2 separate regions of the Homo sapiens genome follow, and region 2 is linked to region 1. Evidence: chromatin contacts called from ENCODE Hi-C or POLR2A ChIA-PET data. All regions are on one chromosome and are shown on one strand. The core of a region is the stretch at or near the end of the contact, and the rest is flanking DNA. Distances in the headings are between cores, read along the strand shown.

Region 1 (6,049 bases), core at 2,095-4,594:
TATAAGGATCTCCGTGCACACATACAGACGCCTGGAACTGTAATTGTCGAATGAGGAGACATGCACCTGAAAAACTGTGACTGATAAGTGCCAAATTGTCCTCCAATTTTCACTCTCACCAGCTGTGTATGAAAGTGTCCATCTCCCCCAGAAATAACTCTGGATATGAAAAAGTGTACAATTGTTGGTGAGCAGAGCGAGTTTAAGTGATCAGCAGGCGTTTCCTGCTTCCCACTGGGAAGGAGTAGAGGAGGTGGTTGTGAGGAGTTACCAACGTTACAAAAGACCCTGCGCTTCAACTTGTAGATACACACCCTCCACCCCTTGCTTCTGCACCTTGTGTCACCCGACTGCACGCCACTTGCACGGAGAATGATTTGGTGGAACATTTTTTTTACCCCTATGAATTTGCTTAATGGATCGATTCTTTAAAATGAGGTGCTACATACTCACAGTAAAGTACATAAAGTGCCCTCTGCTTAAGCGTACAGCTTGATGGGTTTTGCTACGTCCATGCTCCATAACCACCACATCTCCACACGGGACATTCCCAGCATCTTGGAAGCCCTCCACACTCACCACTGCCTCTCCAAATGTGACCACCACCTAAACTTCTATTGTTATAGATTCACTTTGCTTGTTTTTGAACTTTATATAAATGGAATAGTAAAATTGTTACTCTTCTGGTGTCTGTTTTTCTTTTTTCCACTCAATATTATTTTTGGGATTTATCCTTCCTGTTGTAGGACATAGTAGCTTATTCATTTTCATTGTTGTGTATATTTCACTGCATGGATATCCCATCATTTAGTTATCCATTTGCACTGTTTCCAGTTTAGGGCTATTCTTGCATATGTCTTTTGGTGAACACATTGCGTATATACTGAAGAATAGAATTACTGGATCCTAGGATTCACATAAGTTCAGTTTTAATAGATACTTGCAACCAGTTTTCCAAAGTGATTGTACCAATTTATACTGCTACAACCATAACTAAGAAAATGAAATGGCAAGCCATAAAATGGGAGAAGATACTTGCAATATATTTCCTAACAAAGGATTCACATCTAAAATATATAAAGAATTCCTACAAATCAATAAGGAAAAGACAGACGACCAGAAAGAATCATTCAAAAGTCTTGAATAGGCAGTGGAAGTAGTTCCCATTGCCTCACAACCCACTGGTTGTATTAGTTAGGGCTCTCCAGAGAAATAGAACAAATAGGCCATAGGAAGAGATTCATTATAATGAATTGGCTTAAGGTGATTATAGAGGCTGAGAAATCCTGTGATCTGCCATCTGCAAGCTGGAGACCCAGGAAAACCAGTGCTGTGATTCCAGTCTAAGTCCAAGTCCAAAGGCCAGAGCCAACGATGTGAATCCCAGTCCAAGGGCAGCAGAGGACTGATGTCCCAGCTCAAACAGGAAGGCTGGAAGCAAAATTTGGCAAATTCACTCTTCGCTGCTTTTTTTGTTCCATTCAGCCCCTCAACGGATTGGATGGTACCCATCCACACTGGGGAGGAAAACCTGCCTCACTGAGTCCACTCCTTCAAATGCTAATCTCATCCAGAAACACCCTCGCAGCCACATCCAGAAATATGATTTAATGAGGCACTCTGTGGCACAGTTTAGATGACACCTAAAATTAACCATCGCACTAACGCTTTATGCGGTCAATATTTTAATAATTTTGAAACATTTTGATGTGTGTCTACAGACACCTCATTGTGGTGTTTTTTGGGGTTTTTTGTTTTTGTTTTGGTTTTGTTTGTTTTTTTTTTTTTGAGATGGAGTCTCACTCTGTTGCTCAGGCTGGAGTGCAGTGGCGTGATCTCAGCTCACGGCAACCTATGCCTCCCAGGTTCAAGCGATTCTCCTGCCTCAGCCTCCTGAGTAGCTGGGACTACAGGCGTGTGCCACCACCCCCAGCTAACTTTTTGTATTTTTTTAGTAGAGACGGGGTTTCACCATGTTAGCCGGGATGGTCTCAATCTCCTGACCTCGTGATCCGCCTGCCTCAGCCTCTCAAAGTGCTGGGATTGCAGGCATGAGCCACCGCGCCAGGCCTCATTGTGGTTTTAATTTGCATTTCCTTGATGAGTGATGGAGTCGAATACTTTTTCCTATGTTATTGGCCATTTGGATATTGTCTTCTGTGTTTATTCAAGACTTTGTAATGTTTCTTTGCGGTCATCTACCCTTTCCTTATTAATTTGTAGGAATTCTTTATATATTTTAGATACGAATCCTTTGTTAGGAAATGTATTGCAAGTAACTTCTCCCACTTTGTGGCTTGCATTTTTATTTTCTTAGTTGCGACTTTTGATTAACAGAAGTTATATATACACTTTTTTTTTTTTTTTGCAAATGCAGGGCGCCATGATATTCTACACACATGGGGATATGGGGGTGCCGCCATGTTGCCAGGCACATGTGAGGGCAAGGAAGAGGGTGAGAATCGCCATGTTTGGGTGGACCCATTTTCTAATGGCCAGCATTTATTTGCATATCAGAGGTTGCCGGCCTAGCTCTAAGAGCCGGAGCTTTCCTGCTAGATAAGAAACTTTTCTTTAGCTGCTTTAAAAGAAACAAAAACTTTCCAAGGACCGCTTTCCCTATCTGCCTAAAATAATTTCTTATTAACTCCTATAACATTATGATGTTCACACGATGATGAAATTGCCTTCACATTTCTCATAACATATCCCCACTGTTAAGTGACACACAACTGTACCATGTGTGTTCCTTATTTTGTCTATTTCCCCCACTAGAACGCAACCTCTTTCTCTGACAGCCAAGGTTTTTGTCTTCTTGGCTCTCTGCTGTCCCCTCAGTGTCTAGCATAGATGCCCGAGTGAGGCTTATGATGTTGTGAGTGTTCATGAGTGTTCAATGAGATCATGTCTGTAAGGCAGCAGGAACAGTGCCCAAAGGCCAGGAGAGCCTCAGGACCTGGTGGTGTCTGCCATCATTGTTCTGACGGTGGGGAGGTGGCAGGTGACTTCTCTGTGCCTCACAATCTGTCCAGGGCCGTGCTGGGGTCTGTCCACCATCAAGGGCCTCTGCAAGAATAAAGAAGTGAGGTGCCTTATGTGAGCCCTTCAGGCACTGAAGCTTCCAGAGGGCCCCCTCCCTACCATGACACCGGGCTCCACCCCCAGCGCTCCCCAGGACAGGGCTTGAACGCTCCCACGGATCGCAGCAGGCCCCTCCGCTCCTGTCTGGCACCTCATTATCAGAAAGATGTGGACCCACTGGAGCGAGTTCAGAGAAGCGCAGCAGCCCCAGGGAGGCGAGGTCGCGGGCTGATTTACGAGGCAAGGCTGGAGGGGGATCACGAGAGCAGAAGACACCCTGGGAGAGCAACTATGAGATGTGTGCGGCTGGCGTGGGGTGGGTGTTTCTTGAAACATTCCAGGATGAAACAAAGGAGAGAAGCTTTGAGACTGGCTGTGGCGGGAGGTGTCCCTGACAAGGAAAGCCTCACATCAGCAGAACATTCTTTCCACAGGAGAGTGGGAGGCTACTATTTAGAAAGCAACAAATTAGACAAGATCCAGCACGGTGAACTGTGATTGATGAAACTCCCTGAACCAGCCTGGATAGGATATCTTTGGTCTCTAGGACACTCAAGACATTGCCAAGGATCCATGATCTTGTCATCCTCATCCTGTCAGGCTCAAAGAGCAACGAGGGGAGCATATTTAACTTGCTCAAATGAAAATAAACATGGACAAGTCAGGGAAAGGGTTGGGGAGAATTCTGGAGTGTTTACACATGACGATCTGCTAGGCCATGCCTCTCAATAAACCTATGCCTTAGAGAAAGGTTTTTCAGCCTCAGAGTTCTTGACATTTTGGGCCAGATCATTCTTTGTTTTATGGTGGCTGTCCCGTGCATTGGAGGATATTTTGCGGCATCTCTGCCTCTACCCACCAGATGCCAGGAGCCTTCTACACCAGTCATAATAAAAATGTCTCCAGACATTGCTACAGGTCCCCCTTGGGGGCAAAATCACCTCTGGTTGAGAACCACTGCCCCGGGTGAGCTGAGCATGAGAATCTGCTCTCTGTTCTGTCTGTCTTGAAACTCAAGGCTTTGACATGTTGTGAGCATCTTGCCATACTGAACATGTTTCAGAGATATTTCTTCTACTGCGCAGCTTGTGGATGTAATCCAGACACCCTGGGGTGAAGAAAAAGCTACCCCATGTTGGGCTTATTGAGAGATGATCTTACATGGAGACTTCCAGAACACTTTTTTTTTTTTTTTGTAGAGATGGGGTCTGGCTACATTGCCCAGGCTGGTCTCCAACTCCTGGCCTTAAGTGAACCTCCCACCTGGACCTCCCTAAGTGCTGGGATTACAGGCGTGAGCCACTGCACCCTCCCCCTGGAGCATTTTTCAAGGATCTCTTTGACTCTGTATGACTTTCATCTTATCCTCTAACTATAGAGCCTGATTTGTAAGTAGGGCGCTCTCCATCATAATAATCTTTGGCCACTCCTGGGATCATAAGAAAGACTGATGGATTTCAAAGTATTTGGAAAATAGAGGCAGGCAAATTGCTGTTCTTGAGAAGGGAGGTGTTGACAATTGTGCTAAGAGTGGAAGCGTGGCATAGAGGTTATGATCCCTGAAACTCATGTGGACAATGAATGCCTCGAGATAAAGGGTCAGCTGCTATAGCCAAGAGACCAAACACATGGTGCCTGAAGGAAGATAGATGTTTATTTCTCTCTCATGTAATGGTCTCCACATTGGAGGACTGTTTCTGCTAAATAAATCAGAGCATTGACCCTCACTGGCAAGGACCCAGGTGTCTGTCTTGTGATTTCATCATCTCCTAGGGTGTTGCCTTTGGCTGCAAAGCTGGGGCCAGGTCGTGAGATGTCATTGAAGGGAAAAAGAGAGAGCGTCTGGGACAGCAAATTCCTCTTGAGCAAGTGAGGCAGAAGTGGCATCTGTCTCTCTGAAAAGAACTTGGTTATATGGCCACACCCAGTCACATGGAAGGCTGGGGAGGGTAGACTTTACCTGTGTGGTCAAGTACTCGGGAAGTAGGGGAAAACAGGCCAGAGGAGGAAAGCAATGTCTACCGAACAAGAAATTCAAGTTCGAATCCTAAAGTAAAACACCCTTCAGCAAAGGACTAATCCATTTTTCACAGTCTCTCTAGATTGTATTTGATCTCCTCGAACTCCCTGCATGTCCCTGGATTTTGGGCCAAAGACTGTTTAAAGACAGGCATTCTGTCACTCCCAAAACACACTCCTGAGGGAGAGTCAGTTAAGCCATCTCAGGATAGGGGTTGCTTGAAAGCAGATGGGGGATGGCCCGAATTTTTGGTAGGTCCTCAGGGGCCTCCCTTGCTATGCTGGGATGTGGCCAAAATCACCTTATGGCTTTTGGGGGTTGTCAACAATGGGCAGACCAACATTTTCCTACTTCCCTGAAGAATTTCTGTGCTGGAGGAATTATCCTCCCAGCCTGGGGGCAAAGCTAACTGCATAACCAAAAGGCTCATGGAAAATAGTAGAAAAAGAACAAAAGTGGTCAGGTAAGGTGGCTCAGGCCTATAATCCCAGCACTTTGGGGGGCCAAGGCAGACAGATCACCTGAGGTTAGGAGTTCAAGACCAGCCTGGCTGATGCAGCGAAACTTCATCGCTACTAAAAATACAGAGTAGCTGGGTGTGGTGGTGTGCGCCTGTAATCCTAGCTACTCAGGAGGCTGAGGCAGGAGAATCACTTGAGCCTGGGAAGCAGAGGTTGCAGTGAGATAAGATTGTGTCACTGCAGTCCAGCCTGGGTGACAGTGAGACTCTGCCTCAAAAAAAAAAAAAAAAGTTTGGGAGGCCAAGGAGGGTGGATCATCTGAAGTCAGGTGTTTGAGACCAGCCTGGTCAACATGGTGAAACCCTGTCTCTATTAAAAACACACAAAATTAGCTGGGCATGGTGGCAGGTGACTGCAGTCCCAGCTACTTAGGAGGGTAAGGCAGGAGAATCACTTGAACTCAGGAGGTAGAGGCTGCAGCGAGCCG
Region 2 (6,243 bases), core at 3,410-5,909, 230 kb after region 1:
GCCATTTTCTGTTCTTTTCCTCTAAATACACCCACCCTTCGTACAATCCCAATTGTGCCGTGTTGTGTTTAGCCTGAGAAATACGACCAATTGAAACTGTACACCACCTGGCAAGGCTAAAGGCAGCACTGGGTTGCTACTGAAATGCAGTGTGTTTTCAAAGCATTTTTCCCTCCTCTAGGGAGTCGGTTGTCAGAGGACATCCTGGCTTGCGGAGATGAGCACTTCCTCCCGGGAATTGGGTGGAGCCAGGGTTGAGGTCCTTCCTGGTGTTACTCGTCTAACTGAAGCCTCTTTTCTGTTAAGTAGACAAAGAAAGGGCCTCATGACTTCCTGCATCCTATTCTCCGGGGTGTCATCCTTGTAAGGAAATACTGACTTTAGAGAGGAAATGTGTTTGTGAAAATAGAAATAATAATTAAATCATGTAACTCAAAAGAACAAGATGCATGAGGTTTTTAAAGAAACTAAAGAAAATCCCACTGAACCAAATCTAAATCCAATCATATGAATATCTGACTTAGCTCAGTTAATTAACATGATTTATCAAACAATAGGTGTCCAAAATATTTTTGTGGTGTTTAGGCACTTTTCTGCATTTTGTGAAATGTCTACAGTGAATATGTAATACTTTGGTGATGGAAAATGGAGAGGAATCAATTAGAAAAGCCTTCAGTAAATAGTACAGAGAGTATTTTCTTATTTTTGCTAAAAGAAATGCAAAAATGATAAGCTTGAAACAGATGAGTGGGAAGGAGTAGGATGGGAGGGGGGATGGAAATGAGCCTTCTCAGAGTACAACTTTTTATATCATTTTGATTTTTGAAACATATAAATGTTTTACATATTCAAAAAACAAAATTAAATCCAAAAGGATTTTTCAAATGCTAAAATTGAATGCAAACAGAAGTAAGCATAAATATAGATATCAAATTAAAAATAACCACAGAGAGAAAAAAAGTATTTCAAGTAACTTTTAATTTTAAAAATCTTTTCATGCTGGCTAATTCAAGTTACTTTTCTTTCTTCTTCCTTTTTTTTTCTTTTTTTTTTTTTTTGCAGAGGTGAGATCTTGCTCTGTTGCCCAGGCTGGTCTTGAGCTCCTGGCCTCAAGTGGTCCTCCCATTTTGGCCTCCCAAAGTGCTGGGATTACAGGCACAAGCCTCTGTGCTCAGCCCTCAACTTACTCTTATTTCTGACTGCCATCTGTAATGGGATACAGGCTAAGGCCAAAAAGAACGGTAAATAAATATGAAAGTTGACTTAATAGTTTTGTTGACAGCAGTAATGTTAGTTCATTTTACAGGTCAACTTTACCAGGCCATGCGTTGCCCAGACATTAGTCAAACACTTTCGGTGTGTCTGTGGGGGTGTTTCTAGGTGAGAGTGACATGTGAGTTGGTAGAATGAATAAAAGCAGACTGCCCGACTGTGGGTGGGGCTCATCCAATCAGCTGAAGGCCTAAGCAGAACAAAAAGCCTGACTCTCCCATGAATAAAAGAGAACTCCTCCTCCTAACTGCCTTCAGGTTGGGACATCATTTCTTTTCCTACCTTCAGACTTAAACTGAAACATTGGTTCTATCAGGGTCTCAAGCCTGCTGGCCATTGGCCTGGCTCTCCTGGGTCTTGCTGGCTGCAGATCTTGGGATTTGTCAGCCTCTGTAATTGCATGAGCCAATTCCTTAGAGTAAATCTATGTTTATTGTATACATTTATATTATATATGTTTATTGCATATATTATATATAATATATGTTTATATATGTTTATATGTTTTTTATATATATACATATAAAAATTATATATGTTTGTTTGTTTTGAGACAGAGTCTCACTCTGTCACCTAGGTTGCAGTGCAGTGGTGAGATCTCAGCTCACTGCAGCCTCCACCTCCCGGGTTCAAGTGATTCTTGTGCCTCAGTCTCCTGTGTAGCTGGGATCGCAGCCATGTGCCACCACGCCCGGCTAAGATTTGTATTTTTAGTAGAGATGAAGTTTCACCATGTTGGCCAGGCTGGTCTCAAACTACTGGGCCTAAGTGATCCACCTGCCTCAGCCTCTCATAGTGCTGGGGTTACAGGCATATATATATATATGTTTATAGATACACATATAAAAACACATACACATACACACAGATCCTTTTGGTTCTGTTTCTGTGGAGAACCCTAACACAATGTAACTCTAAAACAGTTCTATTTTTATTTTGGATAAAGCAAATAATCTACTTAGGAAACAAGATTCTCTCTGTAAGAGAAAAGAGATGAAATACAAAAGAGATGAAAATACAAAATAAAGGAAGATAAGAGAAGTCCTATACTATGACATTTGTGCAGGAAATGTCATTAAGAACTCATGACTGGCTGGGCGCAGTGGCTCACGCCTGTAATCCCAGCTCTTTGGGAGGCCTAGGCGGGTGGATCACGAGGTCAGGTGTTCGGGACCAGCCTGGCCAAGATGGTGAAACCCCGTCTCTACTAAAAATACAAAATTTAGCTGGGTGTGGTGGCAGGCAGCTGCAATCCCAGCTACACTAGAGGCTGAAGCAGGAGAATTGCTTGAACCCAGGGGGCAGAGGTTGCAGTGAGCCGAGATCATGCCACTGCACTTCAGCCTGGGTGACAGAGCTAGACTCTGTCTCAAAAAAAAAAAAAAAAAAGAACTCATGATTATGTTGACAACGCATCTCCCAGCTTTGCTTGCTGAAATGGCCTGAGCACAACCAGTGCCCAGATTTTGGCTTCTAAGTGTCATTCCCACTAAAAGGAACCAGGGATCCCTCGAGAAATGGCTGACTTTAGATCTGGGGCAGAGAAAGCACAAGATGAGCCTGAGATGACTTGTGCCACAAAGAGAGAGAAAGGGAGTGAAGGGGAGAGAGAGAGAGAGAGAGAGAGAGAGAGAGAGAGAAATAAAGGTGGAAGAAGAAAGGAAACTCCTCTTTTACAGAAGTCCAGTTAATAAATGTTGAAAAGATTCTCAAATTTAAAAAATAATTTTGCAGCTCTCAATGTAATAACTGATTGAGGCAGGGATCTTCATGTATTCTTTAACAGCTGGACACAATATTGTTAGTGACAAGGTATTCAAACAATCTCAAAGTATCCCCCCTACAGATAATTTGACAGTTGAAAACAACAGCAAACTGCATCTATACAATGGAGAGATCTGGTGGTCACAGTCTTAGCCAAAATATCAAACTTGCATCACAAATATTAGGGCAACCTAATAGCATGTGCCTCTTGATGTGATGAAAGCACAAGTTTTCAAGGCCACTTCTGTAATGTTCTTACCAATGTTGTTTAAGCTGAATCTAATCACACATTTAGACTTAAGGTACTCTGAGTTACAGGGAAAAAATAGGAGCTACCAGGAACACAGTAAACACCACCATGAAGAGACAACCAGATCAATCTGGAAGGCAGAATATGGCACAAGACCATTGGTCTGAACTCTTCAAAAAATGCATCACAAAAGATAGAAAAGCATGTGGACTGTTCTATAATAAAGAAATTAAAGAGCAGTAACAGTCACATGCAATGCTTGAAACTTAATAGGATCCTGAATTGGACAAAGGAATATATACTGCATGAGAAGATATAATGAAATTGTTCATTTTATTTATTTATTTAGTTTTGAGACAGAGTCTTGCCATGTTGCCCAGGATGGAGTGCAGTGGTGCAATCTTGGCTCACTGCAACCTCCGCCTCTTGGGTTCAAGCAATTCTCCTGCCTCAGCCTCCTCAGTAGCTGGGACTAAAGGCACATGCCACCACACCTGGCTAATTTATTGTATTTTTAATAGAGATGGGGTTTCACCATGTTGGCCAGGCTGGTCTCAAACTCTTTACCTCAAGTGATCCACCCGCCTTGGCCTCCCAAAGTGCTGGGATTACGGGCATGAGCCATCGCACCTGGCTGAAATTCTTCATTTTATTAAGTATGACAATGATACTACAATTAGGTAGGAAACCATTCTAATTCTAAGGAGATTCATGCTGAAGTATTTAGAGATGAACTATTGTGATGACTACAATTTATTTTCAAATAGTTAAGCAAAAAGAAGTGGATATATGTATATAAATAACATAGAACAAAGAGGGAGGGAGTGGCCGGGGGAGAGGAAGAGAAAGATAGAGAGAGAGACAGAGAGAGAGAGAGAGAGAGAGGTGCACCCAAGCGTGCACTGGAGAGAGAACAAGCAAATGGGGCAAAATTGGTGACTCTGGTCCAAAAGTGTAAAAATTTCACTTTATGATTTTTTCCATTTTTCTGCACGTTTGAATATTTTCAAAATGAGAAATTGGGAAGAAGGTACTGATGATAATACTTGGTGAAAATCAAGTGAGGTTGCTGCAGGAAACATAATGATGGACCCGTACTGTTTGATAAGAATAGTAACTTCCCCCACAGCTGGGGAGGAGCACAGCTGTCAGTCAAGGATCACCCTGTGAGGCTGAGTGTGCAGCATTACTGCAAAACAGCAAACCTAATCCACGTGCCCCAGGCCATTGCTACAAAAGCAATGGGCGCTCTTCCCGGGCAGCCCCATGTTCCAGGGAGCCAAAGCTTGCAGCGTGAGAGGGTCTCTTTTTGGAACAAAGGTCGGTGAGTGAAGTCAAGTCCAGGCTTGGTTTTGAGAGATCACATGTCAGTTGCACAAACAGGACGAGAAGGCAGCAGAGTGAGTGGCGGAAAGGAATGTGCGGCTGAAGGAGGAAACGTGGGCTCAGAGCTGGAAGCTTAATATAATTTTATACATAACAGCAATGTTTCCCAATTTCCGGGAGATATTTTGGCTATTGCTGTTAACAGAGGACTTTCTGTGACCTCTCAGTGTGTTTCAGTTCTTTCACCTGTCTCTACCCTCTCTGCCCCCCGCGTACTCAATGATTTCCAAGACCTCTGCTCCCTCTCCCTCCTCCACAACACTAAAAGAAAAACTGTGCAGCTATTTTCCCCAATGCCCGTTCAGGGCTTTCAGGCCCCGCCTTCCCTGAAGAGCCTCCTCTGTTACAGGGGTTTTGAAAGAACCACATGGAAACCTAGAGATTCCCAACGGGGCACAAATAATTATGGTTTCACTGTGTGAACGAGAATCATATATTTTTCAAGTTCCCTGTTGGATTGACTGTTTTTAATTTACTACAAGCAAAAACCTCATCAATGTTTAAAGGGTGTGATCAAAATACACACATAGGGTGGCATTCATTTTTTGGGTAGGTGTCTATTTGTATTCCTATGTGCCATGAGGGGTAGACTGAGATGAGCCGATGCCACCTGAGCAGTTCATCAGAGAGAAGAGACCAGACGCAGAGCGCCTCACAGAATGCCCCGCGGCTCCACTGCTTCCATGAAATCTGTTCAAAATATTGCTTGTGGCTTTCCACAAACTAATTGCCTTGAAAAATCAGATTATAAATGTTAGTGAGTTCAGGGATAACATTGCTGCTTTTGTTAATCCAACAAGTCCCTGTCTCCATAAAAGGTCCGTGTGCCCCATGAGTACTAAATATATGTAGACTTAATACCAGCTAAAACGATTTACGCTCCTTTTTGTACTGGGAACATGGTTTTGCCGGATGGTATCACAAGCTGGCTACATCTGCTTTCCTTTCCACCCCGGCTGCTAAGATGTTCAGAGCCAAATTTGAAAGCCACCTCTACCAATGCAGTCAAAGCCTTATGACCTACATTTGGGTTACTATTCTTATTTTTGCATCCTCGTGATTTCTTCTTTTTGTTTGTTTGTTTTAGACGGCATCTCGGTCTGTTGCTAGGCTGGAGTGCAGTGGCATGGTCTCGGCTCACTGCAACCTCCGCCTCCCGGGTTCGAGCGATTCTCCTGCCTCAGCTACTCGTGATTGCTTCTTACATTGGTTCTAGCTCTGTAAGTTGCTTGGAATCCTTCTTTGAATGAGGAGGTGTATAAGGGATGGGAAACACACTGGTTGAGCATGAAACAGGAGAGGTTGCTCAGGCTCCAGTTGCCCTCAGTTTGCATATTCATCAGGGGACCATGGGGTGCTCTTTGCCCTATTTAGGGACAATAGGATGCACACCAGCAAACCAGCAAGCCTGAGCCCAAATCTTATATAAGAGCAGCACATATATGGAGAGCAGCTCTCCATAAATGGAAAAATACTCGGCAGCAATTTTCCCCAATGCTGTTGGGGAAAGCCAATAAACAAAGCTGCCATTGTGACATTTTATGATGCACAGACTACATCAAGGAACGAGC

The links. Hi-C counts contacts between places; a loop is a spot of excess contacts on that map. ChIA-PET counts read pairs that join two places held with the same protein, here RNA polymerase II (POLR2A). Pooled maps may share reads with other maps.
Region 2: a map of vagina shows a loop between it and region 1 (2.7-fold over the local background). The contact joins two enhancer-like sites. A Hi-C loop is called at or near these places in 18 of 168 maps with a recorded cell type or tissue (GM23248, HAP-1, HepG2 and 14 more) and 2 of 50 pooled maps. POLR2A ChIA-PET finds 5 or more read pairs at or near these places in 2 of 52 experiments (activated CD4-positive, alpha-beta T cell and activated naive CD4-positive, alpha-beta T cell).

Annotation. Positions count from the first base shown.
Region 1 is chr10:29,990,199-29,996,247 of GRCh38, forward strand. LOC107984218 (a long non-coding RNA gene) reads right to left here. Exons shown (of 2, transcript XR_001747403.2): 2 at 2,290-3,066. Among named protein-coding and RNA genes, the nearest start is that of JCAD, 66 kb to the right of the region's middle. Within about 2 kb of position 3,345, at least 3 of the 41 ENCODE cell types and tissues checked have a DNase peak (open chromatin) inside an H3K27ac peak, as active enhancers do.
Region 2 is chr10:30,215,617-30,221,859 of GRCh38, forward strand. It overlaps LOC101929279 (a long non-coding RNA gene), which reads left to right. Exons shown (of 3, transcript NR_120653.1): 2 at 1,063-1,241. Among named protein-coding and RNA genes, the nearest start is that of MTPAP, 130 kb to the right of the region's middle. RefSeq lists a silencer at 4,394-4,483. Within about 2 kb of position 4,660, at least 8 of the 41 ENCODE cell types and tissues checked have a DNase peak (open chromatin) inside an H3K27ac peak, as active enhancers do.